Regions from separate parts of the Homo sapiens genome. Here region 2 is linked to region 1. The links are chromatin contacts, found by Hi-C or POLR2A ChIA-PET in ENCODE. All regions are on one chromosome and are shown on one strand. Each heading gives the region's core, a stretch centred on a gene start or an enhancer-like site at or near the end of the contact. The rest is flanking DNA. Distances are from core to core; before and after follow the strand shown.

What was found. Hi-C counts contacts between places; a loop is a spot of excess contacts on that map. ChIA-PET counts read pairs that join two places held with the same protein, here RNA polymerase II (POLR2A).
Region 2: POLR2A ChIA-PET joins it to region 1 with 35 read pairs in HepG2. The contact joins two enhancer-like sites. A Hi-C loop is called at or near these places in 1 of 168 maps with a recorded cell type or tissue (endothelial cell of hepatic sinusoid). POLR2A ChIA-PET finds 5 or more read pairs at or near these places in 11 of 52 experiments (AG04450, Caco-2, HEK293 and 7 more).

Annotation. Positions count from the first base shown.
Region 1 is chr17:80,453,555-80,456,187 of GRCh38, reverse strand. No RefSeq gene overlaps it. Among named protein-coding and RNA genes, the nearest start is that of NPTX1, 22 kb to the left of the region's middle. RefSeq lists silencers at 1,005-1,264, 1,525-1,734 and an enhancer at 942-1,771. Within about 2 kb of position 1,292, at least 39 of the 41 ENCODE cell types and tissues checked have a DNase peak (open chromatin) inside an H3K27ac peak, as active enhancers do.
Region 2 is chr17:80,500,263-80,502,895 of GRCh38, reverse strand. No RefSeq gene overlaps it. Among named protein-coding and RNA genes, the nearest start is that of NPTX1, 25 kb to the right of the region's middle. Within about 2 kb of position 1,340, at least 3 of the 41 ENCODE cell types and tissues checked have a DNase peak (open chromatin) inside an H3K27ac peak, as active enhancers do.

The sequences.
Region 1 (2,633 bases), core at 43-2,542:
CCCCTCAGGCCTCATGGGGACACTCTTCCCCAACCCCCTACCTCACCCCCTCACCCCTCACCTAGAAGGAGGTCAGAAGAATTTGGTGCCATGGAAAGGAACATGGGGCATGGAGCACTTGAGGACACTCCCGGGACCCCCTCTGCAGGGGAAGGTGGAGCTCTGGGGCCAGAGGCTATGAGAGCACCAGCCAGCTCAGTGCACATTTGTCTGAGTCCGGAGTCCCAGTGCTGCTGTGAATGCGCTGAAGGGGTGAGGCAGGGATGGGGTGTTAGGGAGGAAAGAGAACTCTTTGTGAGTCACATTTCAGACGCCTCCATTCCCATTCATACATTAGGGTCTGTGGGGGACTGGGGCACATCAATATATTGTTAGAGAAAAAATGTATATGCAATATAAATGCATTAAGAAAAAAAAACACCCGAAGAAACGATTCTGACATGTTAATAGTGGTTCTATGTGGCAGTGGGATCGAGGATTTTTATACCGTACTTTCATATGTTTTCCAAATTTTCTACACCAAGCACGTGTTAGTTACGTAATTTAAAACTTATTTATTTTTAAACCAAATTCTCCAGCCAACTGTGCTTTTCCCCAGTTGCAGTAACTTTCCTTTCAGTCAGGTTTCTGGGTGAATCCAAAGAACAAGGCGGCCTCTCAAGCCCACATCATGTCACGTTCATATTTTCATTCTTCCTTCGTTGGGCCGGCTCTGCGGAGGCCGAGCGCTGGGGCTGGGGCGAGAACGGTGTCCCTGTCGTCAGGGAGTTTCCAGCTAGTGGCCTTCTCCCGCTTCTCAACCCATCCCCTCCCCTGTCCGCCGAGGTCGGGCTCTGACGGGAGCGGGCCGCCCTCCGTCTGATAGGTGCGGTCTGGGGAACTTGAGCTGCCCAGTCTCCCTCCTTCTTTCCCCTGCTGCAGACCCCAACTCTGAGCTTGGGGGACAGGGAGGCCGAAAGGGCCCTGTTAAACGCTGGGTGCTGGGAAGCCGCCCCCTCCAGGGAGCCCTCAGGACCTCAGGCCAGGGCTGGAAGCGAGAGGAGGCCGGAGCCCAGGGAAAACGGGCGACCGGGGGCGGCGCGCGTGTCAGTAAGGAGCCAGGCGGCGGGGACGGAAGCTCCGGGAGGGCGGCGGGCCGGGGCGGGTGTCAGAAGGCTCCGATTGGGCCTTCTGCGGCCCTGCTTCCCCCGCCCCCGAACCCCCCAAAAGCTGCGGGCAGCGGCAGGGCGCCTGCGACACAGGGGCGCGCCGCGCGGGACCTGAGGAAAAGCTACGGCCAAGCCCCGAGCACAGGCGCGCCGCCGCGCTGGCTCCGGGAACGCGGACGCACGGCGGGGCTGCCACAGCAACGCAGACAGGAGCGCGGCGACTGGCGGAACCGCGGAGAGGCGGGACTCAGGAGGCGTCTCGCGAGAGTTAGGCTTCGCGGGCTTCCGGCCGGTGCCGGCCGCGGGGGCCGACGGGGTTAGGCTTCCGGCGTGGGTTGTGTGGCCTCTCCCAGCTCCACGCGTTTCTGGGCGCCGGGCACTAGGCGAGCCGGCCGGGCTGGCGCGAGGCCGCAGGCGGGAAGAGTCCCCGGGGTCGGCCCCGAAGCGGCTCTGGAGGCAGTAGCCGGGGACGCCGAGGTCAGGGAGGAGGCGGATCCGAGCGCGGTCCCGCAGGGCCCTGTCCGTTCTTCCGCCTCGGCCGGTCCCGTCAGGCCGCCTTTAAATGCCCGGCGCCTCGCACCTGCTAACAAAACGAGCTCCTGCTGTTCCCCAGCTCCGTAAATGGTGCCCCTGGCCCTCCCCAGTTCTCAGGCAGAGCCTTGGCGGCCTCCCTGACCCCTAACACCCCGCATCCAGCCCGGCAGTACATCCTGTTGGCTGTGCCTTCGAAATTTCCCCAGACCTGACCTCTTCTCCCACCTCTGCCACCACCCTGCTCCGAGCCGTCTTTTCCCGCCGAGATGACTGTAGTAGCGTCTCAGCTGGGTCTCCCCGCTTCCACCTTCCCCTCCTGAGTCTCCTCAACACAGGAGCCAGAGCGATCTCGGAAAGTACAGGAGGTCATGCCCCAGTGTGGTTCCCCTTTCCTGGGTTTAAGTCAAGGTCCTCACCGTGCCTGCCGGCCTCCCGGGTCTCTGCGCGGTGGACTCTGGACCTCCCTGCCCCGTCCTGCCTCAGGGCCTTTGCACCTGCTGTTACCGCGGCCTGGAACGCTCCTCCCCTGAAACCCTGTGACTCCCACTTAGTGAGGCGACCACCTGTTGAAAACCGTGCCCCCTTCCTATACAGATGCTCCTGTCATATGGGGTTAGATTCCCCATCAACCCATCATAGGTTAAAGCATTGTAAGGCAATTTACGGTAGGTTTATCCGGATGTAACCCCATCTGTAAGCGGAGGAGTATACTGAATGTGTATGGCGTTTGTACCATGGCAAAGCCAAAATGTAAGTCAAACTCGAAGTCCAGGACGGTCTGTGGCCTGTACTCCCTTGCTTTCCCTCCCCGGCTCTTAGCGCCATCCAGCATCGTTGATAATGTAATTTGATGTGTATTGTCTGAAAGCACCAAGACGGCAGAGTTTCTCTCTTATCCAGATCACAGTGTGTGCTCAGTAAACACTAGACTGAGGGGGTGTATGAGAGGTC
Region 2 (2,633 bases), core at 91-2,590, 47 kb before region 1:
TTCAAGAATACCACATAGGCAGACCAGCTGAGGTGTGGGGCAGAGGGAGTGAGACATGGGCCCTCCAGCCTGGGGCTTGTCTGTTCCAGCCCCAGCACGCTCTGCCCTTCCAGTATCCACTTTCCTCTCCTGTTAAATAAGGACGCTCCAGCCTTTGCCTTGGGCCATGCAGCGTGGGGTCACCTGGAAGCGGTCTGCACACTGGGCAGGCCCCAGCATTTCCTAGCTGCCCCTGTCTTCCTGGGGAAGCACATGGGTGGGGGGAGCAAGGCTACGAGGCCTTCCTGCAGATCATTCAAATGCATTTGCTGCATCCAGACCACGCCATGCCTTCATTAATGGAGACCTTCAAGATTGCTCTGTTTGCCTCAAAGCCACCCACTCTGCAGTGACGTCCGATCCAAAGTTTTTGCAAAGTTTGCAAAGTTTTCAGAAATGGGCCAGCACTTTAAACTCCAACTGCTTCTGCCCAGAATTTTCTCTTCCTCCACACAGCTGCCCCCAGACACCCCAGCTTCCATTCACGGTGAAGGCCTTGCCTCGCAGCAGTAACGTAAGAACCTGCTTTTGGGTTTTCTGAACTCCAAGCCTCACTAACCAAGGGGCACTTTATAATTGATTTGCCTCCATAAAATTCACAAGTGACTAATACACCCAAGAATTCCCAAGCCGCTCCTGGCTATGAGTTCCAACGTAATCCGTGTGTGCGCTGTCTGCGTCGGACGTCACCGCAGAGTGGGTGGCTTTGAGGCAAGAGCCGTGGTGCAGGAACACACTGGCAGAGCCCGGGCAGAGCCTTTCCTACATCTTTTGGTTTCGATAACAGGGTTTGCTTTAAGTCTTCAGCCAGGGGACCTGTATATCCTAAAGACAGTATGTAAAATATTTATTAAGAAGAGTATCTATTTTTAACTAGGGATGATTTCAGTTCTATTATTCATGCAGCCTCGGAGGGCAGGCTTCATGCTTGTCTGCTTGCAGGAGACGTGAAACAGAGCAGAGGCGAGTCTGAAATCAGAGACCAGGGCCTGGGGGAGGGCAGCGGGGGATTCCGAGCAGGAGAGGTGGGAGCCGTAGTGGATGGTACCTGCCTGGTTCCAGCCAAACCTCCACATTCGGGTCACTCTGTCTCTGAGATGTGGTGAAAGCTTTGGCTTCATTTTAAAAACAAAGTTATCTGCACCCCCTGCTAGTCCTTTTGAGGCTCCTCCTCTAGAGACGCCTCGGCGTGTAGGAGTCACCTGAACAACGCCCCGTGCAGCCTGTGGAGCCCAGGATAAGGCATCCCATTAAAGACAAGCACCTGCTTCCCGGCAGGCCCCACGCTGACAAGGTCTCAAAAAACAAGCTGGAACCTGTCAGAACCCAAAGAGAACACACTCAGCTACCCGCTGAGCCGAGAGCCATGGCGGGTGTCTGGTGAAGGTGCCAGGGTGAAGACCTGCTGAGGGACAAGGTTAGGACACCCTCTGCCCCCTCGAAATTTCTGTGTGTTTGTTTTTTTTTTGAGAGGGAGTCTTGCTCTGTCACCCAGGCTGGAGTGCAGTGCGTGATCTCGGCTAGCTGCAAGCTCCGCCTCCCGGGTTCACACCATTCTCCTGCCTCAGCCTCCCGAGTAGCTGGGACTACAGGCGCCCACCACCACACCCGGCTATTTTTTTGTATCTTTAGTAGAGACGGGGTTTCACTGTGTTAACCAGGATGGTCTCGATCTCCTGACCTTGTGATCCACCTGCCTCGGCCTCCCAAAGTGCTGGGATTACAGGCGTGAGACACAGCGCCCGACCGCCCCCTCGAAATTTCTAAGTACAAAGCTGCCGAACATCTGGGCACCTACAGCAGGAGCCTCCTGCACACCGAGTGGAGGTGATGACCAAGGGTGCTGAGGGCAGGAGGACCAAAGCTGAGTCCTAGATCACTTGGAACAGCCTTGGGACCCGGAGGCAGTCCCTTCACCCTTCTTAGCCTCTGTATTCTCAACTGTAAGTGGGGAACCCCAGAACATGCATCTCCTGGGAGGTTACGCATCACGGAAGACGCTCTGCCAGGATATCCAGTCCCTCCGTCTGCAAATAAGGAGGCGGGGGAGGGAGGGAGATGGACAGGCAGGGGGACATTCCCATTTGGCGCCTTCTGTTCCACACACACTGTTTCATTTGATTCCCTCCCATGCCTCTGCATTTTGCACTGGAGATGAGGGCTCAGTCCCCAGAGACCCCGTTCCTCCTCACTCACACCCGAGACAGCTTCAGAGAGGCGGGTCCTACCAGGGTCAACGTCCTCACAGGCAATGACTCTCCTGGGGATGGCAGCCGGTGCCTGCTGACCACGCATCCAGAGTCTCCTCCTCTCTGGGCGCCCCTTCTTATTTCGGGAGTGGGCAGATCGGGAGCCTCCCCACAGGCAGCCCCTGGGAAGCACACTCTGGGCCTGGCGCCCAGACTGCAGCTCCAATTCCTTCCTTGCCAGCCTGACCTTGCCCGGTGGAATCAGAGCAGCTGATGAGGCGGGGAGGGAAGGAGGCCCACGCCCAGAGGTTCCAGAACCATCAGGGGCACACACTCAGAAACCAAGGAGGCACGGACCGGAACATGTAGGTCAGCGCCAGAAGGCCCCGTGTGAAACCCAATTAC